Regions from separate parts of the Homo sapiens genome. Here all the other regions are linked to region 5. Evidence: chromatin contacts called from ENCODE Hi-C or POLR2A ChIA-PET data. All regions are on one chromosome and are shown on one strand. Each heading gives the region's core, a stretch centred on a gene start or an enhancer-like site at or near the end of the contact. The rest is flanking DNA. Distances are from core to core; before and after follow the strand shown. Region 1 overlaps PAFAH1B1 (platelet activating factor acetylhydrolase 1b regulatory subunit 1). Region 2 holds the start of CCDC92B (coiled-coil domain containing 92B). Region 3 holds the start of DPH1 (diphthamide biosynthesis 1). Region 4 overlaps RAP1GAP2 (RAP1 GTPase activating protein 2). Region 5 overlaps SGSM2 (small G protein signaling modulator 2). Region 6 overlaps RAP1GAP2 (RAP1 GTPase activating protein 2). Region 7 holds the start of RAP1GAP2 (RAP1 GTPase activating protein 2).

Region 1 (3,285 bases), core at 663-3,162, 270 kb before region 5:
TACAGTCCCACCAACAGTGCAAAAGTGTTCCTATTTCTCCAAATCCTCTCCAGCACCTGTTGTTTCCTGACAAAAAGTACCCAATCTTAAACTAAGCCCTAGAACTATTTGGCATCTAACGCCACTACATGAACATGTGCAGCTATAGTACATTCCCATGTACAACGTGAAGTGCGCGGGCAGGTGCAGACCTTCAGTGTATTTCACACAGGCCAGGGAAAAACCGCTTTCCAATCAATGCCAAATATATATGATGTTCAAACAGATTCACAGGAGAAACCTCAGGACCTCAACTAACTGCAAAAGTCAGTTTTTTAAAGCAATAAAGTAAACAACAACAAAAATGCTTAAAAATATATCACAGTCATGAAAACACATGGAGAAATGTTTTTGGTTTTTGTTTTGTTTTGTTTGAGACGGAGTCTCGCTCTGCCGCCCAGGCTGGAGTGCAGTGGCGCGATCTTGGCTCACTGCAAGCTCCGCCTCCCGGGTTCACGCCATTCTCCTGCCTCAGCCTCCCGAGTAGCTGGGACTACAGGCACCCGCCACCACGCCCGGCCAATTTTTTTTTTTGTATTTTTAGTAGAGACGGGGTTTCACCGTGTTAGCCAGGATGGTCTCGATCTCCTGACCTCGTGATTTGCCCGCCTTGGCCTCCCAAAGTGTGGGATTACAGGCGTGAGCCACTGTGTCTGGCCTAGAAATGTTAAGTACATATTGTTAAGTCAAAGCAGCCAATCTGAAAAGGATACAAGCTATATAATTGTAATTTTCTGGAAAAGACAAAACTATGGTTAACAGTAAAAATATGAGGGGTTTAGGGAGGCAGGGAAGGATGAATAGGGGGAGGCTGAGATTTTTAGGGCAGTGAATTTATTCTGTATGACTGATGGATATATAACATTAGGCATTTGTCAAAACCAACAGAATATACAACAAAAAGAGTAAACCCTAATGTCAACTATGGACTTCAGTAATAATGTGTCAATGTTGGCTCATCAATTATAATAAATACACCACATAAATGTGAGATGTTAACAGTAGGGGAAACTGGGGAAAGGCAAAAAGGCATATGGCACCCTCTACCAAGTCACTCACTCCATTCCCAAATCAAAATTACTACGGAAAACACTTAAGGCTTTTTGGGAAAATAATTTAAGAGAAGCAAGGAGGTTTACAAAACAAAAAATTTAGGAGAATTTATTACCTCATATTGAAATGTATTTTTCTTTTTTTTTTTTTTGAGATGGAGTCTCACTCTGTTACCCAAGTTGGAGTGCAGTGGTGCAAGCTCGGCTCACTGCAGCCTCTACCTCCCAGGCTCAAGAGGTTCTCCTGCCTCAGCCTCCCAAAGTAGCTGGGATTTCAGGCAGGCACCACCATGCCCAGCTAATTTTTTTTTTTTTTTTTTTTTGTAGAGACGGGGTTTTGCCATGTTGGCCAGTCTGGTCTTGAACCCCTGACCTCAGGTGTTCCGCCTGCCTCAGTCTCCCAAAATGCTAGGATTACATACGTGAGCCACCGCACCCGGCCAAAATGTATTATTAATGTAAAGCTACAATAATCAAAAGAATGTTCTTCTGACTCCTGAAAGCACAGCAAGTCCAAAAACCAATGCAAGGTTTTATAAGAAGGTGTTTTCAGATCAATAAGGAAAGGGCTATTCAATAAATGTTTCGGCATGTGGATAATGACTCAGAAAAAGCACTTCGATCCCTTTCTTGCATAATCAACAAACATAAATTCCAGATGGCTTAGACATTACTATAAAAAGAAATGAAAACAAAAAGGTCTTAAGAAAGTAAAAGTGAATACTTATGTAGTCATGATTAGCGAAGGTCTTCCCAAATATGAATCTAAAGGTAGTATCAAGGAAAAGACAGTTTTCACTCTGTGACACTTCTCTGCAACACATGACCATGGGTGACTCAGTACCCTAAAGTCCTCTTAGGAATCGACAAGAAAAATGTAAACACTACAACAGAAAACACAACAAAACAAAAACGTAGCAACACCCCGAACAGGCACTTCACAGAGGAAGAGAATGGCATTATACACACACAAAAAAATGGTTAGAACTCACAATAATTTTAAAGAAAATATTTCTATAAATTGTGGGATTACTTTTATATACCCACATAAAATTTGATTTTTTCAATTAACTTCCTTTTTTTTTTTTTTTTTTTTTGAGACAGAGTCTTGCTCTGTCACCCAGGCTGGAGTGCAGTGGCGCAAGACCTCCCAGGATCCTCCCACTGAGGCCTCCCAGGTAGGTCCCAAGACTGCGCCGACATCCCTGTATTTTTTTTTTTTTTTTAGATGGAGTCTTGCTCTGTCACCCAGGCTGGAGTGCAGTGGTGCAGTCTCGGCTCACTGCAACCTCCAGCTCCCGGGTTCAAGTGATTCTCCTGTCTCAGCCTCCTGAGTAGCTGGGATTACAGGTGCACACCGCCACGTCTGGCTAATGTTCGTATTTTCAGTAGAGATGGGGTTTTGCCATGTTGTCCAAGCTGGTCTTGAACTCCTGACCTCAAGTGATCCACCCGCCTCGGCCTCCCAAAGTGTTGGGATTACAGGCGTGAGCCACTGCACCTGGCTGCCAGACTATTTTTTAAATCAATTTTTTGTAAAGATAAAATCTTGCACCTACGTTGCCCAGGCCGATCTCAAACTCCTTGGCCTCCCAAAGCGCAGGGATTCCAGGCCTAAGCCACAGTGCCTGGCCTGTTTTGAGGCCTTTCTTCACACAGAAGTTTTCTATTTTGATACAGTCAAACTTACCAGTCTTCCTTTTGTTTCTACATTTTATACCTTGAGGAAGTCCACCTCTACCCAAAGGGTATATTTTCTCTACCACTTTATACTGTTATTCTGTATGTGTTCAACATTAAGGCTTTTAATACCACCTTATCCCATGCTAAATTTCATAAATGGGCATGTCTTTGAACTTTGTTCCCCTAACCTATTTGTCTATTCCACATTTTACAATAATATTTGTATATCTGATAGATTCAGGTGCTTTCCCATTTATCATTTAAAATATTTTATTTATTTTTCTCTTCCAAATGATTTTTAAGATCAAGCTGGTCAAGTTAATGAGAAATTTAGTTTGAATTTTGATTGGGATTGCATTTAATTTTATTATTTTAAGAGTTGTGATATCTGTCCAATACTGACTTTTTCATCCAGAAACAAGGAAAATCTTTTCTACTATATTATCCAACAACAAGAACAGTTTATTATTTATTTATTTTGAGACGGAGTCTTACTGTTGCCCAGGCTGGA
Region 2 (3,320 bases), core at 35-2,534, 370 kb before region 5:
CACTCAGCCCAGTCCTCCAGGCAGGGACAGGAATGACTTACCCAGAGCAATCTCTGAGCCACCTGCCACTCACACAATGCTACCTCATCCCTTGTCATGAGCACAGAGGCCTAACAAGCACTCAGCAGTACTGTTCTGAGCACTTTACAGGAAGGAATTCATTTAATCCTCACAACAACCCGAAGATCTTATGAGCTACATAGATCATCATTATCCTCATTTACAGATGAGACCAAGCCCCCGGCAGGAGGAAGATATTAGGGCAGCCACACTTTTGAGGCACACAGTGGGACTCCTGAAGCCTCCCACGTTTGGTGAAAACGGATCAACAGCAATGCCTCGCACGTGTTCTGAACTTTGGAGTTTTTTTGTTTATTTGTTTTTGACATAGAGTCTCGCTCTGTCACACAGGCTGGAGTGCGGTGGCACGATCTTGGCCACTGCAACCTCTGCCTCCCAGGTTCAAGCGATTCTCCTGCCTCAGCCTTCCGAGTAGCTGGGATTAGAGGCGCCCGCCACTCCCGGCTAATTTTTGTAGTTTTAGTAGAGATTGGGATACATACACCATGTTGGCCAGGCTGGTCTCGAACTCCTGACTTCAGGTGATCCGCCCGCCTCGGCCTCCCAAACTGCTGGCCTCACAGGCGTGAGCCACTGCGCCCGGCCTGAACTTTGGAGTTTATCAAGAATCTTCCCTTGGCTCTTGGGACCCTCATAGAACTTAAAGCATAATAATAATAATAAAAGAATTTTAGAAATAGGGCATCTTATCAACTGCGGCCCAGAGAGGTGATGTGACTCACCCAAGGCCACACAGCTAGTGAGAGGTCTGGGGCAGGTTTGCTGCTGCCTAGACACGGGACGGATTCCCAGCCCACTGGTCAGATCGCGCTTCGCCCCAAGCCTTGCCTGCGCGGCTGCGGGCGCTGCCTCTCCTTCCTACGCCAGGGCGGGAGGGGCGGAGCGGATCGCGGCCTGGCGGCCTGGGCGCTGTCCGCGGTGCTGATCCTTCGCCGCGCCCCTGCGCGCCAAGGCACCGGCGGGTTCCCCAGTTTGCCCTTCCAGCTACCAGCCAAAGCCAGCTCCGCGAGCCCAGCGGCCCGCTGGGGGCCTCAGGCCCGGTTCCCGGGGCTCTCGGGGCTCCCGGGGTTCCCCCTCCCCCCGACCGCGCGCCGCCGGCCTCCCCTCCCCCCGCCCCGCCCACGGCCCCTCCCCGCCCGTCTCAGGTCCCTCCCCTCCCCCTTTCTCTCTCCCGCCCCCCGCACCCCTCCGGCTCGTTCGCCAGTTCCGGTCACGTTGCTGGGTGTTTACGCCTCGAGCCCGCCCCCGACCCCCCTTCGGCGCCCCCGAGCCCCCCGGAGCCCCGGCCCGACTGCCCCGCAGCCTCCCAGCAGCTGATGGCGCCGCAGCCGGGGCGGGCGCTGCAGATCCCCGGGCGCAGCTAGCGTGGGGGGAAGAGCGCCGCCCCCACCCAGCCCGGCCCGGACCCAGGGCCCCGCCGGCCGGTGACTCCCAGGTCCCGAAGGTGAGGAGGCCGGTCGGTGGGCGTGGGGGGTGTGGGCGCCGGAGCGGCCCCAGGGGGGAGCAGCGCGGCCAAGCTCCAGCTCCCCCGGGAGGGCTGGCGCGGGGCTGGGCACCGCAGCGCGCGGGAGGCGGACAGGACTCGCGGCGGGCTGCTGGCAGAAGTTGTCCTCCACCGCCCAGACCCGGGCCCTGCCTGGCACTGCCGGGCGTCCAGAGCGGCCCGAGGTCGAGCCCCGCCACCTCCCGCCACGCACACCTTTATTTCTGCTGCCTTTGCCCTCCTCTCTGCTACCTCGCTTCCCCGTCCTCCTTAGTCTCCACATCCCCCCCCCAACCCCTGCCTTCCCTGGGAGTCATATTGGAGGCATAATCAGGGCAGAACCTGAAGCCTGAAGGGGGTGGGGGGCTCCAGTTTCCCCATACACCCCATTCCCGTGTGACTGGATCCTCAGCTTTGCTGAGGTGGAGGGTCCTGAGCGCTTCAGTGCAGGGGGCAGCCAGAGTTGAGGGGTTCGGCGGGGAGGGGCTCCGGAGTGGAGAGGACCACAAGGTCCCTGGGGAGTGTGGCTCCACCACTGGCCAAGCGGCCCCACCTTGCAGACAGAGTCCTAGACATTTGTCAAAGGCTGAATCCTTGTTCCAAACTCCAGTCCCCAGGAAAGCCAAGGATGTGGGGTTGAGGGACCAGCATACTTATTTTTTAATATGTGTATTTACTTGCCCTGGTGATTCCCAGTAAGACTCAATCCATTCTCCCTGTTTCAGCAGCATTCATTGTGGGCCTGTTCCTTGCAAGAGATTCCCAGAGACAAAGCCTTGCCCTCAGGAAGCGTATGGCTTAGTACAGAAGCCAGGTGCATTCAGGCACATGCACACACACACACACACACACACACACACACACAAACACGATGAAGACTTATGGCTTTGCACGGAAGCCAGGTGCGTGCAGGCATGCGTGCACACACACACACACACAGAACAAAGAGTGATAATATGGCAGACTGTGGTGCTAGCTGCCACCCAGATTCCAACAAATTGCCTGGGGAACAGAGAGGCGGGAGAGAGTCGTTCCATCTTGGTGGGGGATCAGGGATGGCTTCATGGTAAAAGTCACATCAGAGCAAGGCCCTGAAGGATGGGTCAGGCTTCAAGAGGCAGAGATAGGGTGGATATAGTAAGTGAGGGGATGGCCTGGCTACTGGGCTACTGGAAGAGTTTGTCATCAGAGCAGCAAGAGATAGAATCCAAAAGAGAAGAAGATCAGCCTGCAGATGTGGACTGCTAAATGCAGGCTGATCTTCTCCCCTTTGGGATTCTCTTATGAGAAGCCATAAACGCCAGGACGAGCACCCAGTGGGGTGCTTCTAGTTGCCAGGCACTGTAGTTGCAGATACTGAGCAAACTACTTTACCTTTCTAAGCCTGTCTCCTCATCGATAAAGTGGATACATTAATAGAATCTTCAACGTGGGGTTGTTGCCAAGATAAATGAGTTAATATATGTAAAATGCTAAGAACAGTACCAATTACTTATTATTATAAGTATTATTATTTATGCATTGATGCCATGTCCAAGAAAGGCTTCTTGAGTTCCTGCTTTCCGACTGCCCCAGGCCTCTGAGTCAGGCCATGAACAGGAATAATGACTAAGAAACATAAACCTCATATTGATTATTTCTTTTGAGATAGAGTTTTGCTCTTATTGCCCAGGTTGGAGTGCAGTGGTGCGATCTCAACTCACTGCAACCTCTGCCTCCCAGGTTGAAACGACTCTCCTGGCTCAGCCTCCCGAGT
Region 3 (3,801 bases), core at 765-3,264, 350 kb after region 5:
TATAAGCAAACCGTTAAACATGAATACTAACTTAAAAGACTGCCCTCCTGACTCAGAACCCCACTGACTGTGGCCACACTGTTCGTTCTTTCACGCTTACCTCTCCTCATTTAAAAGGGAAATAAACATCATACATTTAACTGACTTAGCTGTCCCATTGCTCCTCCTTACTCTTAAACCAGGAAGGATGGAAAGAACACTTGAGTCAGGGTGGTGGACGTACCAGTAAGGACAGAAAAGTGACCTTGTCCCTTAGAGACCAGCAGTCTAGTGGGGGAAAAGACAGGTATACACATAATTACAACTCCTGGAGTAAAGGGGAAACCGTAGCCCTTAGCAAACTGCAACTCTTACTCTGGTCTCATCCTACTCCTAAGTAGGATAAAAAATAATAAGCTGAATAAACAATTCATCTTATTATTTTTTAAGGCAGGGTCTCACTCCATCACCCAGGCTGGAGTGCAGGGGTGCAATCATGGTCCACTGCGGCCTCGACGTCCTGGGCTCAAACGATAATCCTCCCACCTCAGCCTCCCCAGTAGCTAGGACCACAGGCATGTGCCAAGACGCAGGGCTAATTTTTTTTTTTTTTTTTTTTTTTGAGACAGAGTCTCACTCTGTCTGTTGGCCAGGCTGGAGTGCAGTGGTGCAATCTCGGCTCACTGCAACCTCAGCCTCTCGGACTCAAGCAATTCTCCTGCCTCAGCCTCCCGAGTAGCTGGGATTACAGGCGTGTGCTACCACACGCGGCTAATTTTTGTATTTTTAGTAGAGACAGGGTTTCCACCATGTTGGCCAGGCTGGTCTCAAACTCCTGACCTCAGGTAATCCGCCCGCCTCAGCCTCCCAGAGTGCTGGGATTACAGGTGTAAGCCACCGTGCCCGGCCACGCACGGCTATTTTTTATTTTTTTGTGCATACAGGGTCCCCCTATGTTTCCCAGACTGGTGTGGAATTCCTGGGCTCACACAATCCTCCTTAGCCTCCCAAAGTGCTCAGACTAAAGGTGTAAGCCACTATGCCCTGCCCCGACAATTAAGCTTAGTTCAACCCCGTTATCTCTTCAGGAGCCACAGAGTCTGAGGATATGAAAAGGCAAGAAATTAACTTATTCAACGAATATGTATTGAGACTGTGCTATGTGCCACAACTTCTGCTAGGGCCCCACACTATGATAGGAGGGACCCGCCCAGACATGAGGCTTCACCCACTGTGTGGGCGGCGGTGGGGATGGTCCAGCGGAGGCTGGGGCCCTGAGATCAGATTTGAACGTTACCACTGCTATGGTTTTTGGCCAGTTGTTTCAAAAGCCTTGGACAATCAGCCTAGGCTTCCTAGGCCCATTACAGATCCTCCTCTGACAGGTCCCTAGTGGTCGCTGGCGTGTAAGGAACTGCTAACATTAGCCCTTCAATGTGTCCCAGGGACCAGTAGGCACCTCCTCCTTTATCACGTGGCTATGATATGTTTACATTAACATTCCCCCAGTAGACTGAGATCTCTGATTCTAGTACCTGCACCCAGCGCAGGCCTGGCATTCGGTGGGCGCTCAGTTAATGCCTGGCGAATGAAACCTTTTGCCTCTTCCCTGAAAGCATTCCCTGAGGGCGCACTCGTAAAATGCCCGCTGCATCTGGCCTGGCCCTTTCCCTCCCCGTCGAGTCCATTTTATCCGTCTACCCGCCAAGACAAGGCTGTAGTTTCCGATTGGAGGATTAAGGGCTGCTCTCGGTCGTGCCCTAAAGCTGCAAAAGACTGGTACCCCTGGGCTCCGGCTGACAGCGACCCCGAGCTGGTGACAGCGGCCCAAGGCGACTAACAGCGGGATCTAGCGGAGAAAGGCGCCGCCGCCGTTAAAGGGGGTTGGTCCTGTCCCTAACTTGGGGGCCCCGCCCCGAGATGCGAGGTCTGGAGGGCGCAGCGTTCCAGCACCCACCTCTGCCAGGGCCGTCTCGGCCGCCCTGCTCCGCTGCCCCGGATACGACCAGCGCCGCCATCACCTGCCTGCGCATGTGGTACTAAAAAGACAGCGCTGGAAGAACGCGGAGAGCGCAGACATTGCGATCGATCGCCGATCGGCCAGCGGGGGCGGGGGATACCCGCTGGGCGGGGCCATAAAGGAGGAGATAGGGGCGGGGCTGTAGTGGGCTCCACCCCAGCCCAGAATGCCGGGACTCAGGATTCCCTAGAGGTCCCCGACTATGCAGTTGCCCTTGCCCTGCGACTTAGTCTCCCACTCCTCTCCCCGGCCGGGCACGAGCCTGGCACTCCCGGACCGGTGCTCTCCTATGTGCGAACTCCCTGCACGAACTCTGCAGGCCGAGTCTTGTGAAGGGGACACCCACCAGATGTTCCTTGAGCCCCCCCTGCCAGTCTCCCCTCCTGGTAAGCAGTGGTCGGTCACCCGGCCGCCGTGTGGGGCCACGTTCCCTACCTAGGGGGACTCTACTGTCCGGCAGGACAGAACTCAGGGACCACCAGCCCAGCTCCAAGTTGAGAGTCTTGGTGCAGGTTTGTGGATCGCCCTTATCAGCTTTTTAAATTATTTTTTTTGAGACAGGGTCTTGGTCTGTCGCCCAGGCTGGAGTGCAGTGGTGCGATCATGGTTCACAGCAGTCTCAACCTTCTGGGCTCAATTCATCTTCCTGCCTCAGCCCCCTGAGTACCCGGGACCACAGGCGTACGTTCAGCTAATTTTTTTTTTTTTTTTTTTTTTTTTTTTTAGTAGAGATAAGGTTTCACTATTTTGCTCAGGCTGGTCTTGAACCTCTGGACTCAAGCAATCCTCCCACTTTGGCCTCCCAAAGTGCTGGGATTACAGGCGCGAGCCACTGCACCCAGCCTTTATCACCTTTAGAATCCACTGCGTAGACCCTGTAGAAACTGCCCCTCTGGGGAAGGCCCACAGCCTGAGGGTGCTTTCCTGGGAAGGTGGGCAGTGGAGGACTGTGATGTCTAACCCTTCTGGACCCTGGCCAACCTTTGCCCTGCCCCTCAGGGCTGGTCTTTCTCCTGATCACTGGCCAGAGCCCCAGAGACCCCAAAGAGAAGACAGCCAGTGAGACGGCTTTGACCTGTGGAAGAGCAAAGTACCTGCAGGACTGGCCCTCAGCAGTCTGTCCCGTGGAACAATGGTCTTCCAGGTCTGACGGTCTACCCAGCCCCCTGGCATCCTCCTCCTCTCTCTGCGGTGGTGCTGTGATCACAGCTGGCCCTTTAAGTCAGCTCTGTGTCCTCGGGCTCCCCCAGAGGCCCTCCCTGCTTGGAAACCCCTAATTAAGGTGCAGGGAGAAGTAAAAACAAGCAGCCAGAGACAGGCCCTGCCTGGGAGGCTGCCCAGAGAGGAGGAATGGCTGGACAGGCAGGGAGTGAGCAGCTGAGGGACCATCACCAAGGGTCAGTGCTGTGCCCCCCAGGCCACCGGCACTCTTAGGACAGGTAGCTCTAGACAGAAAAGTGACCAATGTGGGTCCCAGGAACACTCCCCTCAACTCGATAAGCGTCCGGACTAGACCTTCCCATCTCCCCCCAGCTTCTCTGGATCCCCAGGGTGCAAGATCTGAATTCTGGGAGCTCAGCCCCTCCTCTCTCAGGACACTGCTGCCCAGCCTGTGGACAGCCTTAGCTGTGACTGCAGCATGGAGTTTCAAGGGGAAAGGACTGGCTCCAACTGAGCAATGGCTTCTCCCTAGCAGGCGCCATATCCCTTGGGACCTTTCCCTCATCAGAGGTGGGGCCTGTTTGATGGCAAAAGTCCCATCCCTCTAGTAACATTGCCCCGCACCCGCTGTGCCTAATGAG
Region 4 (3,316 bases), core at 383-2,882, 470 kb before region 5:
GCCTCCAAAGCTCACAGTCCCAGAGAACAAAGTGCCCGGCAGCTGCCAGCCCAGGTCTCTCTTCCAGTCCAGGGGAACTCCAAAGGCTGAGGGGGCCTGGGTGGGAATCAGGCCTGGGGCGGGAGACAGCGAAGTTAATCATGAACAGAGCGCAGACAGCTGCACAGCCCGTTCCTGAGGGGCCAGTGGGTTGAGGCAGACAGACACGCATGCCTGGCCCTGAAGAAAAGGGCCTTCTGTGCCTGGGAACCGGCTCCAGGAGACATATCCATGAGAAAGCGGGAATCAGCCCCAATCCCCGTGCCCCTCGTCAGAGAGCCAGCCTGCAGCAGACGCCACCTCGTCGCCCCACCCAGCCACCAACTCCCAGCGCCCCACTGCTGGGCAGAATGACTGCCACCGTTCTGGGCTGGGATTGGGGGTGGGTGGGGGCGAGGGGGGCCATGGAGCAAGGAGGGTGGGGCCTTTGATGAAAACCAGATGTCTTCAAACGCCTTGCCCCTCCCCTCCACGGGCAGGGTCCCAGCTATTCCATGGACCACACAACCTTTGGGACAACGCAAGGGTTATAAACAGAGCCTTGGACAGGACGGTCCAGCACCCCCGCTCTCTTCTGCCTTTGAGGGTACACACATACACACACCTGCTCTGGGATATCACTCTGAAGCCCGCTCGCACACAGCTGAACGCTCACACCTGTGCTAAGACACCTCCACTCTTGGCAGGTACATCAGCGCCCCCTGCTGGGCCACAGCACAGTTGCGTCTCTGGGATGCCCCCTTAGGAGGAAGACAGAGGAGGGGGAAGAGGGAGGCAGGAAGGCGTCGGGGGAAGGGAAAGATTGAAGTCATCTGAGGTCGGGAAGCAGTTTCTATTTTTGAAAAGTGAGAGCTGGGCCGGGTGCGGTGGCTCACGCCTGTAATCCCAACACTTTGGAAGGCCGTGGCAGGCGAATCACTTGAGGCCAGGAGTTCGAGACCAGCCTGGCCAACATGGTGAAACCCCGTCTCTACTAAAAATACGAAAATCATCCAGGCGTGGTGGCGGGCGCTTGGAATACCAGTTACTCGGGAGGCTGAGGAAGGAGAATTGCTGGAGCCCAGAGGCGGAGGTTGTAGTGAGCTGAGATCGTGCCACTGCACTCCAGCCTGGGGAACAGAGCAAGACTCTATCTCATAAATAAATAACTAATTAAAAAAAAAAAAAGAAGGAAAAGAGAGAGATGCAGGAAAACTCTCTGCCAACATACTGACTCTCCTCCCAGCTTCTAAAATCCCCTCACAGAACCCATGACCAGCCCCCAAGAGGTCCATCCCACCACAATAGGGTCGTTCCGTGATAAACGCAGGCCAGGACTCGGAGGCCTCAAAGACAAGCCTGGGAAACCTCAGCTCAGCCCAACTTTCCTGGGGCCACAGACGTCATATTAAGCAGAGGATCTAAACTGGCTCAGGTTTTGGAAACGGATCTCTGTGACTTGTGTGGCATTTCCAAGCTCCAAGGAAAGGAAACCACGCTGAGGAAACCCACAGATCCCACTCAGTGGCGGGCACCCTGCGCTCTGGTACCCAGAGCCATGAAGGTGGGGCCTGCAGTACGTGATGTCAATCAGAACCCTGCCGACTTCCTGTTCAGGGATTATGGAGAGTGGGTAGAGGGAGGAATAAAGAAGTTCTTCATATATCACTTGGGTTACTGAAGTTATTTAAAATACTTCCTTTTTTGAAGTTCATTTATGGATTTTTGAATTTTTGCTAAGCTGCATGACTACAGTAATTTTTCCCACAGTGAAAAAATTCAAAAGGATCCTTCTGTGTGTGAAATTTCTGACGAACAGGAAGAGGTGTTATTTTGCATAGAGGCCGCCCAGGAGTCAGTACAGAGAATCAGGAGCGGATGAGGCTGAGGGCTGGGTGGCCTACAGCACAGTCCCTCTCCAACCCAAGGTCCCCCGGCCCCCGCCTCACTGATTACCAAACCTCCCCAGCTGCTGCTACTCCTGAAGCCACTTCCACCTCTTCCAGAGTTTCTGAGGCTGAGTGGAAAAGCCGGGAGGGAAGCTGTCTTTCCATAATATTAGCAACATTGCTTAGCAACATCTTTCAAAGCGAGAACCAGCAGACTCTCCAAAACCCTATTCTGTTTGGCTCTACAGAGAACAGAGTGGTTTCTTATACATGTATTATTTATATACTATTTTATATATCCAGTAACGCCTTCTGTGCCTGGCTTCTCTGGGAGATGACGAATTACAACTATGTGAGATTTCCAGGCGACTAGGGCTTTGGGTAGCAAGACTTTTTGTTTGCTTCCTTGCTTGCTGTTAGTTACTGTAATGACCCTAGCTAGAGATTTCTCTCAAACGCCTCCAAATGCTGTTGTCCTTTAAAGACAGGTTTGATGCCGGGCGCGGTGGCTCACACCTGCAATCCCAGCACTTTGGGAGGCTGAGGCGGGTGGATCACGAGGTCAGGAGTTCGAGACCAGTCTGGCCAACATGGTGAAACCCCGTCTCTACTCAAAATACAAAAATTAGCCAGGCAACGTGGCGGGCGCCTGTAATCCCAGCTACTCGGGAGGCTGAGGCAGGAGAATCGCGTGAACCAGGGAGGTGGAGGTTGCAGTGAGCCGAGATCGCGCCACTGCACTCCAACCTGGGCGACAGAGCAAGACTCCGTCTCAAAAATAAACAGATAAAAATAAAGGCAGGTTTGATGGAATCTTTTTGTGGTGACTCAAATCCATTATTATCAACACTACCATTATTATCAACTACTATTGTGAGCTAAAATGCAGTTAGGAATTGACAGGCCATTGAGAGGAGATGCCCACTTGTCCCTAGGCTTAATGGCCCCAAACAGCTGTGGTGCAAAGACACTACAGTGAGGGAATAAAAATACATATGCTGCAGTCAGACGAACCTGGGTTAGAATCCTACCCCCAGCTTTTACTATGCATGCGGCCTTGGACTAGGAATTCACCCCCTCTGTGCCTCAGTGTCTTCATCTGTAAAATGGGAATAACAACAGTGCCAACCTATTAGCTACTGCAAGGATTCAGTGAACATGCATGCTCTACACAAAGACTTGCATGACAATGTTCATCACCATTTTATTCAAAATAGCCAAAGTTGGCCAGGCATGGTGGCTCATGCCTGTAATCCCAGCTACTCGGGAGGCTAAGGCAGGAGAATCACTTGAACCTGGGAGGCGGAGGTTGCAGTGAGCCGAGATTGCACCACTGCAGTCCAGCCTGAGTGACAGAGTGAGATTCCATCTCAAAAACAAAACAAAACAAAACAAACCGCCAAAGTCGG
Region 5 (3,796 bases), core at 605-3,104:
ACGCACACATCTTACCTCTCATGCGTGTTTTACCTTTTGATGTTCAGAGTGGCTCACTGGCTGGGAGTCCTTACCTCGGGGAGAGGGGGAGGTTGGTTCCTTGGGGGGCCAAAGAAGGCAGGGAATGCCTGGAGGGTAACTGGGGGGCCACCATGACCCCTTCTCTCTCCAGAAACAGCTGCTTCTCCCCCCATCCCAGGGTCCCACCCCCAACCCCCAGAGGTGGCCCTTGTTTACAGTGAGGACTCGGCCACTGTGTCTCTGTTTCCTGAAATATAAACTGTAGCGACCCCAGACTGTAGAGATTTTTATGTGTTTGGATACATCTGCTGTGTGGAAAAAAAAAAAAACTACAAAAACCCTAATTTTGTACATACTGTATTTTTACTATTGAACTGTATTCTAGTGGCTGTTCATGCTCCAAGACTTTAGTTACCGAGACATGAATACTATCCATGTAATAAGCACTTGCCTGGAATAAAATATAAAACTGAAATAAACCTGCACTGAAACCTGAGATGGAGCTGCCAGCCTGCAGCATCTGGGTCATTTTATTGCAAAAGGAGGCTGAGGCCTGTAGGGAAGCATGTGGCAGGAGCGGTGAGATCACCTGTCTCGACCCTGTCTGCCCAGCATAGTCCTCAAGCGGCTCTGACCCGGTGCCTCCGCCGCTCTGAAAATGGCAGTTCTGGTCGGTCTGAAACTTTTGCAAAGCTTCGTATTTCCTCAGACCATTTTACAAGCATTATCTTGTTTCATCTTTCAACAGCCAAGTGAAGTAAATAAGCCAGACTTAGCCCCATTTTGGCAGATAAGGAAACAGGATTGAGGTGGCCCAGTGACTTGTTGAGGCCACACGGCTAGCTGGAGACTTCGTTGGAGCTGCAGTCAGACCTCTGAACTGGGTACAGAGTTCTTACCCAGCATCTGCCACCCTTGTGGCACCTGGGGCCAGTCCTAGACTCGGATCCAATAAAAAAGGTACAGGGGAGTTGCCCCAGGGATTGGGCACAGAGGGTGAGAGCTTCCTGAGGGGCTGCTCTGGGGGTGCAGTTACAACAGGTCAGCCGGGGAGTCCATAAAGCTGTCCTCTAAGGGAAAGGAACAAGGGGAAGAAGAGGCTGGAGGTCAGGGGCAAAGAGCCGTGTTCTCAGCTGGGCTGGAAGCCCCTTGTCCCTGTGGCTGTGTCTTCTCTCCCTGGGCAGGCTGTCATGGGAGGAGGTGGTGTGGGAAGTGAGGTCAGGGAGCCACTAGCTAGGCCTTGCTGGAGACCAGGCTGGGCAAGGGGGCCCAGCTTCTCATTTCCACCCTGACAGTACCTGACTGACTCCCAGTCCCCACAGGGGAGACTGACTCTGCGTCTCTTCCTGAGGTGGGGTGGGTAGGGGTTATCCTTGAGGAAGGGAGTGCTGTCTTGGGTCCTGTTTTCTGAAAGAGAAGAGTTGACTTCAAAAAGTTCAGGCCGGGCACGGTGGCACACGCCTGTAATCCCAGCACTTCGGGAGGCTTAGGTGGGCAGATCACCTGAGGTCTGGAGTTCGAGACCAGCCTGGCCAACATGGCAAAAACCCTTCTCTACTAAAAATACAAAAATGAGCCGGGCATGGTGGTGCATGCCTATGATCCCAGCTACTCAGGAGGCTGAGGCAGGAGAATCACTTGAACCCGGGGGGTGGAGGCTGCAGTGAGCCGAGATTGCGCCACTGCACTCCAGCCTGGGAGACAGAGCGAGACTCTGTCTCAAAAAAAATTTTTTTAATTAAAATGAAAGTTCGGAATCCAGCCCTCCCTACTGAGCCTGCCCTTTTTACTTGTGAGACGCGGGCTCCCTCTGCTGGTAGCTCCTGGAAGAGCTGGGTCACTTCCATTAGCTCACTAAGCGACGCTTTAGGGAAGGGATAGGGTGAGGGTTAACCCTTCCTGGGTGCATGCTCAGTGCCAGGCCCTGTGCCCACTGGGAACACAGATGAAGACCCTCCCCAGGCAGTGATAACTTGGCTGTCATCTGAGGGCTGTCACTAAATCTTTAGGCAGAAGCTGTACTCAAAGCTCCCCCTCACCCACAGTTCTCACTCACCCATGGCTCAGCTGGAGCTTATAAGAAAGGGGCCTGTGGTCAGGATAAAGTATGAATCCAGGTGCTTCCATTTACCAGCTCCTGCTCTGTAAGAGGAAGACCTGACTTTCCAGATTGCAAAGGTTCCTTGAGATGGTGTTTGGAGAGCCCACTGTGCTGCTTGCTCTTCCCGCCCCAGCTGTCCCATCGTTTTGAAAAGCTGTGGGATCCCCTCTGGTCCCAGGATCCCAGTCCAGTAGTCAGGGGGAGTAGGGCAGGACGGAAGTGTGTGAAGGGTTACTCCCAGGCTAGGTGAAATTTCCTTTAGGTGGTCACAGCAAAGGAATTCTGACTCCTCCAGGCAACAGAGTCGGCTGGCGGGTCGGGGGTGTTCCCCTGAAGGGCTCATCAAGTTCCCTGGCCCCAGAGCTCTCTCTGCACCAACTGGTTTCTTTGGGTAGCTCTGGCCACTAGTTTGCACTCTTTCCTAAAAGCTGGGTTCAGGGCCAGATGCAGTGGCTCAAGCCTGTAATCCCAGCACTTCGGGAGGCCAAGTGGGTGGACTGCTTGAGGCCAGAGTTCAAGACTAGCCTGAGCAACAGTGAGCCTCTGCCTCTACCAAAAAGATAGAAAAACTGCCATGATGGGGGCCTGCATCCCTGGCTACTTGGGAGGCTGAGTTGGGAGGATCGCTTGAGCCTAGGAGTTCAAGGCTGCAGTGAGCCATGATCATACCATTGCACTCCATTCTGGGAGAGATAGCAAGACTCTGTGTCTGTCTATCTGTCTGTCTCTCTCTCTGTATAATAAAGCTGGGTTCAGCCTGCTAGGACCATGGGCTGGGGTCTTCAGCTTTGAGTGAGTGGAAAACAGGCCCTAATGTCCAGGAAGCCAGTGTCCTCTAGGGTAGAAGACATGTTGTGTGACTGGTGTCTTCTCCCTGGAGCCATCGACGATGGGACCAGTAGCACTCGGGTTGGGGAAGGGCAGGAAGAGAGGTGCAGACCCGTTACAGCTGGGCCTGTCTATAGCTCAGCAGGGTCTGACTCCTCCTGACACTCCCCTCCGGCCTCTCAGACAGTGCTCGGGGTGAGAGCCACACCCACAGGGGCAGCTCCGTTGCCATCAGCTGCAGTGGCATAGTCAAGCTCCAGCTTCTCATTGCAGCCTGGTCAGTAGGGCAGGCAGGGGGTAGGGATGGGACAGGGACCTTCTCTCATCCACAGGCTAGAGGGGCCACTGGTCATCGTGAGATGGGGCCATGACTCTGGGGTGAGGTCCCCTCAAGGGCGCTGAGTACTTGAGGTTTGGCTATCAAATCACCCTGACTTCCTGACCAGCCCACACCCTCCAGACTGGCGGCTGGAGTACCTCTCTTGGAAACTTTAGTTTTTTGCCGTCCTCGCCTTTTGGGGCTGGCCGACTGTGGAGCTTAAAGAAGGCACGTGGTCTCTCAGTGTCCAGTCCCAGAGGCTCCAGTGTTGACAAATGTTGTTTATTGGTCTGTTACACAGAAGAGTATAGTTTCTGAGGCAAAAATCATACACACTCTGCTCCTCACAAAACCACGGAGTCACTAAGGCAGGCACACAATGGCCACACGTGCTTGGTGGAGGCCAAGGACTCACGGACAACAAGGATGGACAATGGGGTGGTCTGGCCCCCAGACAGGCTGTGCAGTGCCCGGGGGCAGGGCTGGGCTGGGCAGGCTGTGCTGGGTGCAGAAGGGCTGCGGGGCCC
Region 6 (3,282 bases), core at 28-2,527, 430 kb before region 5:
CCGCTTGTCTGGGCCTTGTGTACACACACGTCTGCCCTTCTGACCACGTCCAGCCAGTGACTGCGTCCACGCATGTACCACAGGGATGCTCTGTCCTCAGCAGGGAGGCCTGGGTCCCGGTACACAATGCTCAGTGTGCCTGCGTAGGTACGCCTGCAGGCACGAGGGCACATCGCACAGTTACACGTGTGTGACCGCACAGCCCAGGACTGTTGTTAATATCGGAAATGGGGCCGGGTGCGGTGGCTCGCGCCTGTAATCCCAGCACTTTGGGAGGCCAAGGTGGGCGGATCACCTGAGGTCAGGAGTTCAAGACCAGCCTGGTCAACGTGGTGAAACCCCATCTCTACTAAAAATACAAAAATTAGCTGGGCGTGGTGGTGCGCGCCTGTAATCCCAGCTACTCAAGAGGCTGAGACAGGAGAATCGCTTGAACCGGGGAGGTGGAGGTTGCAGTGAGCTGAGATTATGCCACTGCAATCCAGCCTGGGTGACAAAGCGAGACTCTGTCTCAATAATAATAATAATAATAATAATAATAATAATAATAATAATATCAGAGATGTTAAGGCAGGTTACATGTGTTGAGCACTAGGTACCAGGCACTCTGTTCCCATTTCACCTGGATAATCTCATTTAAGCCTCACAACAAGCGCACCCACGTGCAGGTACTGTTATTATCCTCAGACAAAGAAACTGGGGCACAGAGAGGTTGCGCAGCCTGCCCCAGGTCACCCAGAGTACGTGAACCTGACTGCTGGAGCCGCACTGTGGGGGAAAGTGCTTTAAACGGCACTGGTTCCCGTGCAGCTGTGAAGCCAGCTGCCTCATCAGCAGCACCTCAGCGCTGGTAACACACAGGTTTCCTGGGCCCCACCCAGGCTGATGAGGCAGAATCCCCAAGCCCCAGGGTGGGGTCCGGAAGCTGCATTTTAACGAGGTCCCCTAGGTGATTCTGTACTGCAGCCAGGGTGGGCAGCCATGGGTCCAGCCTACGTTCAGCTGCCTGACAGGGTTGAACAGGGCATGGCAGGGTGGGACAGGGGCTGTCCCTCCCAAGTCCCGTTCCCGAGCTCGTAGAACAAAGCTCCTCAATTCCACGGGGCGTCTGCTGGTGGCAAAGCACCGAAGAAAGGGGCAATGGCTGCCGTCAACCCTCCCCCCCAACACCCCAGGGCAGGGCTACAAAAGTCAGTTATGTGGCTTTGTGGTCTGCCAGGCACGGATTTCCGCCCACTCCACCCTCTCAGAATGAGCTGGGTGTTGGGGTTGGGGGGGGTGGTACCACACTGCGGTAACCTACTGGTTCACAGCTCAACCCAAGGTAGGGAGGGGACAGCCACCTCACCTGGGTAACAAACAGTGAGACAGCCCGAGCTGGGCACGCTAGAGGCTCCCACGGTCTCAGACCCCAAGTGGGGAGGAACTCAGACAGAAACCACCAGATCCCCACGGCGCGGGAGGAGCTGCATGTGACCTGAGGTTCCGGCTGCCCCAGGGGCACAAGGAAGAGAGCCTTCCATGCCGATGGGGAAGGGGCTGTGCGTGGAGGAAGCTGCATGGAAGCTGGCCCTGGAAGGACGGGCAGGTTGTGACCCTGATGCTGACAGGGAAGGGGCAGCAAAGGCATGTTCCCTGTGGGCAGAGCAGCACAGCCACAGGCGAAAGTGCCCAGCCACACACAGCAAGTTCCACCCTCGGGCTGCAGCTGAAGATCAAGAGGAGGCACGATTGTGAGAAAACAAAACCAGAACTGACAGAGGCACAGAGAGGTTAAGTAACTTGTCCAAGGTCACCCAGCTGGTAGAGTCAGGATTTAAACAGAGGCTGCCTGACTGCCAAGCCCACAAATCAATCAGTAAGCTGGGGTCCCCACTTGGTGTCCTTTGCCCCTTTTCTTCTGTGAATATTTGAGAATGCTGTCAAGGTGAACCTACTAGGCCTAGAACAGTAGTTTTCAACGGAGTCGGGGAGATTTTATACCACTGCCCCAGAAATAGAGCAACGTCTGGAGACATTTTCTTTTTTTCTTTTCTTTTTTCTTTTTTTTGAGATGGAGTCTCACTCTGTTGCCCAGGCTAGAGTGCAATGGTGCGATCTCGGCTCACTGCAACCTCCGCCTCCCGGGTTTAAGTGATTCTCCTGCCTCAGCCTCCCGAGTAGCTACGATTACAGGCACGTGCCACCATGCCCGGCTAATTTTTTGTACTTTTTTAGTAGAGACAGGGTTTCACCATGTTGGCCCGGCTGGTCTCGACGAACTCCTGACCTCAGGTGATCCACCTGCCTGGGCCTCCCAAAGTGCTGGGATTTGTGAGCCACCATGCCTGGCCTGGAGACATTTTCATTATCACAGTGAGGGGTGGGTTGTGGGCATCTTGTGGATACAGGCTAGAGAGGCTGCGCAACACCCTACAACGCACAGGATGGCACCGTAAAACAAAGAGTCAGCCAGCCTCAAATGTTACCAGAAGCCCTGGCCCAGAGGGCTCACGCCCACCAGGAGCCCATTTTAACATCCAGCCTGACCTGAGTCATTGCCCAACCACTGACGGTCACCACACTTGTGTATCCCTTGGGGAAGTGCTTCCCAGGTTTGGCTGCCTATTGGAATGAACGGGGGATCTTTTAAAAGTATAGTTGGGCACCGCAGCTCACGCCTGTATTCCCAGCACTTTGGGAGGCTGAAGCAGGCAGATCACGAGGTCAGGAGTTCGAGGTCAGCCTGGCCAACATGGCTACTAAACCCCATCTCTACTAAAGATACAAAACATTATCTGGGCATGGTGGCATGCACCTGTAATCCCAGCTACTCAGGAGACGGAGGCAGGAGAAATCGCTTGAACCTGGGAGGCGGAGGTTGCAGTGAGCCAAGATTGCACCACTGCACTCCAGCCTGGGCGACAGGGCGAGACTCCATCTCAAAAAAAAAAAAAAGTACTGATGCTGGGTTCTACCCTCCGACATTCAGATTTAATTGGAACTGGGTACAACCTGGGCATCAGAATTTTTTTTTTTTTTTGAGACGGAGTTTCACTCTTGTTACCCAGGCTAGAGTGCAATGGTGCGATCTCGGCTCACTGCAACTTCCATCTCCCGGGTTCAAGCGATTCTCCTGCCTCAGCCTCCTGAGTAGCTAGGATTACAGGGAACCACCACCACGCCTGGCTAGTTTTTGTATTTTTAGTAGAGACAGGGTTTCATTATATTGGTCAGGCTGGTCTCGAACTTCTGACCTCAGGTGATCCACCCACCTCGGCCTCCCAAAATGCTGGGATTACA
Region 7 (3,332 bases), core at 417-2,916, 410 kb before region 5:
CCTGGGCAGCCACACTCCTGTCTTCCCCCTCACCTGCCCAGATTCAAATCTCAGGCCTGGCTTTGCCTTGTGCTCTGGAGCTGTGGGTCTCAACACAGAGGGCTTCATATGGAATGAAGCTAGGCTGAGACCGGGACCTGTGCACCCGGAGCTTTCTGGCGACCAGCCTTCCATCTGCTCCACACCTCCCAGAGAAAGGCGGGCCTTGGAGGGCACAATCTAATTGCTGGGCCCTGCCCTGCAAGGCCCACAGCCAAGACACACACACCCCTCCCAACCAGAAGCCAAGTCCTCTGCTGCCTCCCGGACACTGGCACCTACCCTCGGGGTGGCAGCTCCCAGATCCAGGCGTCAGGGAGGGCCCGAGAGCAGACACAGGCGACGCTGTGCCATCTTCTCATCCGCACCATCCCATCTGCCAAACATGGAGTGCCCACAGTCCCCCCCTGCCAGAGGATGGATGGCAAAGTGCTTTTGAAGAGGAGGAAGAGGGAAATAAGCCACACACACGGAAGCGAAAAATTACCGAGGAACACAGCCCCTCTCCCCCTCGCCCTTCGTGCCACCCCCATTAGTCCACCATTTTCCACACCGGGACACCCCCCGGCCACCTCCCGCGGGGCCCTCTCCCAGTCTGACAACGCCCCCAGCCCAGGCACTGAAAGGAAACCGATCATGAAAACCACCAGACTCTGTTCCCCAGCTGCGAAGAAGCTGCCAGCACTGGGAACCAGAGACAAGCCTTTGGCCTTCGTGTGCCTACCTTCTGCCCCCCGCCGGGAAGAAAAAGCACATCCCTCATCCCAGACAGAAGCTTAGAGGCAAGAGTGTCCAGAGGGCCAGGCAGGAGGCTGGGGACAGATGCAGCTGCTCAGGCTAGGACAGAGCTAGGGTGGGCTGCCTGGGGTGCAGGTGGGAGACCTTCTCTCACAACCCACCCCCAAGACAGCAGGCAGCCCAGAGGTCCAGCAGGTACAGACTCCCCTGCCACAAGGCCACAACAACAGCACAGACAGGAGCATCACACACACAAACACGCAGACACAAGCACACACAGACACAGAAGGCCAGAAGTGCAGACAGGCAGCTGCCCACATGCACAGGCACACACCTCACACACGGTCACACGGACTGGCAGTCACAGCCACACACACACGCCTGCACACACAGGCTCAAACGCGCACACACACACTTACACATAATCCCAGACACGCACACACATACATGGGAACCTGCGGACACAGAGACACACACATTCAACTGCAGTCACACTCATGCTATCCACCTCCCCACGGGCAGCCGGCGCAGACCTCCAGGATTCGCCAGCAGATTGTGCCCAGGGACAGTGGGGAAGGCTTACGGTCTCTGATGTCCCCACCAGGATCCTGCATCTCGACCTGCCAGGGCGTCAGCAGACCCAGCTCTCAGGCACAGCCCGAGCCCCTCTGTTCCCACGGCCGCCAATGCACTTAACAAGACTTCACTTCTAAGTTCTCTCCCATCATTCCCCCACCCTCCCACCTGTCACCCACCATCCGAAGCCCCCAAAGGAGACACTGCGCTTCCGGCCAAACATGGTTGTGGCTGCAGAGCCCGGGGTCCCAGCGATGTCCCAACGACGTCCCCGGGGCTGTCCGCAAGAGGGCCGTGGTACAGCGGGGTCAGTGCCGGTGCAGGGCGGGGAGCCCAGCGTGGCACCTCCCTCTTCGCCTGCCCCCAACCCGAGCTTCCTGTGGGTGAGGCTGCAGAGCTGGGAGGTGTGTCCTGCACTCCAGGAGGCACCAAGATAGGCCGAGGAGGTTGTGGAGGGCAGCTTCCCCACACCCAGAGGAACCCACAGCTCCGGAAGGGGCTCGGCTGGCAGATTGCTCCACAGCCCCAGTTAGCAGCCCGGCCCACACAGCCCCAGCTTCCTGGAACCCAAAGGCGCCCCAAGGATTCCCACAGCCACGCCTAGGAGGGACAGAAAGATTCAGCTGGAAGCCTCAGGGACGCCTGAGCACTGGGGACCTTCACACCCACTCCCGAGGGCTGCCTGAGACAGGGACCTTTGCCTGCCTGCCCCACCATGGCTCGGCACACGCCAGAGGAACCAGCCACACACATGTCATTCCACTAGCACACGTGGATGTAAGTATACATGCACACGCATGGGCACAGGGGCACGTGGGATGCACACATGGACACACACACGCCCAGGATACCCAGGTACACACAGATACATGCACGCAGACATACGTATCATTAGACACCTGTACACACCTGAGCACAGCGCGGCACACACGCTCCCGTGCACATCCACACACCACTTCACACAGGCATCAGTAGACACACCTGCACACGCTTCTCACATACTGACAAAGCCCCATTGGACACGTGCACAGACATGAACGCATACACATGTGCCCGCAGGCACTCATCCACATACTCAGACCACATCACACTGCAAGGGGCATTCGCATGTACACACACATGGGCACAGAGCTGTACCTGTCAGCCGCCCCCCACCCCCGCCGCCAAGTGTCTAGACAGAGGTCAGAGCAGTGGCATGCTTCACGCTGGCTGTGTGGGGTGGGGGGGCGGTACCCATGTGCGGGTGGATTTGTCTTCCCAGCTGAACCGCAGGGTTCGTCCTCATCTCTGCATGCTCAGGTGCTGGTCCTCATGCCACAGGGCTAGCGTGTCCTGCACGCATCCCAGTCTGCACACCACAGGGCCAGTGCTCATCTCTGCACGCACTGGTGCTGACCACACCTGGTACACAGCAGGCACTTACTAATGGCAGCCCCTCAAAGGGATGTGGCACGTACACTACAACAGACACTGGGGGGAGTGGGCACAGATAGGGCCCCAGGCCCCACCCTACCCCCAAGCAGTGGAGAAAGGGAAGAAAACGTCTCAAAAAAAAAAAAAGAAGAAGAAGAAAGGCCGGGTGTGGCGGCTCACACCTGTAATCCCAGCACTTTGGGAGGCCAACGCGGGTGGATCACCTGAGGTCAGGAGTTCGAGACCAGCCTGGCCAACATGGTGAAACCCCATCTCTACTAAAAATACAAAAATGAGCCAGGCATGATGGCAGGTACCTATAATCCCAGCTACTCTGGAGGCTGAGGCAGGAGAATCGTTTGAACCTGGGAGGCAGAGGTTGCAGTGAGCCAAGATCATGCTGTTGTACTCCAGCCTGTGCAACAAAGAGCAAAACTCCATCTCAAAAAAAAAAAAAAAAAAAAAAAGGAAAAAAACGGCCCTAGCTGGTGCCATTGGCCTCTCTCTCTGGCCAACCCTCCCTGAAATTTCCTCTCTGGCACCTGCTGCCACTGTGAAGGTCCTAG

The links. A loop is a pair of places that touch in the nucleus more often than their neighbours do. ChIA-PET counts read pairs that join two places held with the same protein, here RNA polymerase II (POLR2A). Pooled maps may share reads with other maps.
Region 1: a map of tibial artery shows a loop between it and region 5 (4-fold over the local background). The contact joins two enhancer-like sites. A Hi-C loop is called at or near these places in 1 of 168 maps with a recorded cell type or tissue (tibial artery). POLR2A ChIA-PET finds 5 or more read pairs at or near these places in 4 of 52 experiments (A673, Caco-2, H1 and 1 more).
Region 2: a loop to region 5 is called in a pooled map, with 3 times the contacts of the local background. The contact joins the promoter of CCDC92B here to the enhancer-like site in region 5. A Hi-C loop is called at or near these places in 3 of 50 pooled maps. POLR2A ChIA-PET finds 5 or more read pairs at or near these places in 3 of 52 experiments (A549, RWPE1 and WTC11).
Region 3: a loop to region 5 is called in a pooled map, with 2.4 times the contacts of the local background. The contact joins the promoter of DPH1 here to the enhancer-like site in region 5. A Hi-C loop is called at or near these places in 3 of 168 maps with a recorded cell type or tissue (B cell, CD4-positive, alpha-beta T cell and naive thymus-derived CD4-positive, alpha-beta T cell), 3 of 37 single-sample maps with no recorded cell type and 9 of 50 pooled maps. POLR2A ChIA-PET finds 5 or more read pairs at or near these places in 2 of 52 experiments (H1 and SK-N-SH).
Region 4: a pooled map shows a loop between it and region 5 (4-fold over the local background). The contact joins two enhancer-like sites. A Hi-C loop is called at or near these places in 11 of 37 single-sample maps with no recorded cell type and 8 of 50 pooled maps. POLR2A ChIA-PET finds 5 or more read pairs at or near these places in 3 of 52 experiments (HCT116, activated naive CD4-positive, alpha-beta T cell and naive thymus-derived CD8-positive, alpha-beta T cell).
Region 6: a pooled map shows a loop between it and region 5 (3-fold over the local background). The contact joins two enhancer-like sites. A Hi-C loop is called at or near these places in 1 of 168 maps with a recorded cell type or tissue (ovary), 2 of 37 single-sample maps with no recorded cell type and 9 of 50 pooled maps. POLR2A ChIA-PET finds 5 or more read pairs at or near these places in 3 of 52 experiments (CD4-positive, alpha-beta memory T cell, activated CD4-positive, alpha-beta memory T cell and endothelial cell of umbilical vein).
Region 7: a loop to region 5 is called in a pooled map, with 3 times the contacts of the local background. The contact joins the promoter of RAP1GAP2 here to the enhancer-like site in region 5. A Hi-C loop is called at or near these places in 1 of 37 single-sample maps with no recorded cell type and 9 of 50 pooled maps. POLR2A ChIA-PET finds 5 or more read pairs at or near these places in 3 of 52 experiments (A549, MCF 10A and common myeloid progenitor, CD34-positive).

The regions. Positions count from the first base shown.
Region 1 is chr17:2,649,543-2,652,827 of GRCh38, reverse strand. The region is part of intron 2 of PAFAH1B1 (platelet activating factor acetylhydrolase 1b regulatory subunit 1); the gene reads right to left. Among named protein-coding and RNA genes, the nearest start is that of MIR6776, 42 kb to the left of the region's middle. Within about 2 kb of position 1,912, at least 4 of the 41 ENCODE cell types and tissues checked have a DNase peak (open chromatin) inside an H3K27ac peak, as active enhancers do.
Region 2 is chr17:2,747,616-2,750,935 of GRCh38, reverse strand. CCDC92B (coiled-coil domain containing 92B) reads left to right here and starts at 1,284. Exons shown (of 4, transcript NM_001355573.2): 1 at 1,284-1,525. It overlaps MIR1253 (microRNA 1253), which reads left to right and starts at 2,754; the gene lies at 2,754-2,858. RefSeq lists a silencer at 905-1,094.
Region 3 is chr17:2,028,366-2,032,166 of GRCh38, reverse strand. It overlaps DPH1 (diphthamide biosynthesis 1), which reads right to left and starts at 2,014. Exons shown (of 13, transcript NM_001383.6): 1 at 1,937-2,014. The coding sequence starts at 1,997. RefSeq lists enhancers at 1,083-1,674, 1,675-2,266.
Region 4 is chr17:2,846,392-2,849,707 of GRCh38, reverse strand. All of the region lies in intron 2 of RAP1GAP2 (RAP1 GTPase activating protein 2), which reads right to left. Among named protein-coding and RNA genes, the nearest start is that of RAP1GAP2, 52 kb to the right of the region's middle. RefSeq lists enhancers at 1-191, 1,374-1,965. Within about 2 kb of position 1,632, at least 3 of the 41 ENCODE cell types and tissues checked have a DNase peak (open chromatin) inside an H3K27ac peak, as active enhancers do.
Region 5 is chr17:2,380,794-2,384,589 of GRCh38, reverse strand. It overlaps SGSM2 (small G protein signaling modulator 2), which reads right to left. Exons shown (of 24, transcript NM_014853.3): 24 at 3,536-3,796. MNT (MAX network transcriptional repressor) reads left to right here. Exons shown (of 6, transcript NM_020310.3): 6 at 1-517. Among named protein-coding and RNA genes, the nearest start is that of MNT, 18 kb to the left of the region's middle. RefSeq lists an enhancer at 1,560-1,769. Within about 2 kb of position 1,854, at least 6 of the 41 ENCODE cell types and tissues checked have a DNase peak (open chromatin) inside an H3K27ac peak, as active enhancers do.
Region 6 is chr17:2,812,731-2,816,012 of GRCh38, reverse strand. All of the region lies in intron 2 of RAP1GAP2 (RAP1 GTPase activating protein 2), which reads right to left. Among named protein-coding and RNA genes, the nearest start is that of RAP1GAP2, 18 kb to the right of the region's middle. Within about 2 kb of position 1,277, at least 10 of the 41 ENCODE cell types and tissues checked have a DNase peak (open chromatin) inside an H3K27ac peak, as active enhancers do.
Region 7 is chr17:2,794,772-2,798,103 of GRCh38, reverse strand. It overlaps RAP1GAP2 (RAP1 GTPase activating protein 2), which reads right to left and starts at 1,666. Exons shown (of 25, transcript NM_015085.5): 1 at 1,533-1,666. The coding sequence starts at 1,576.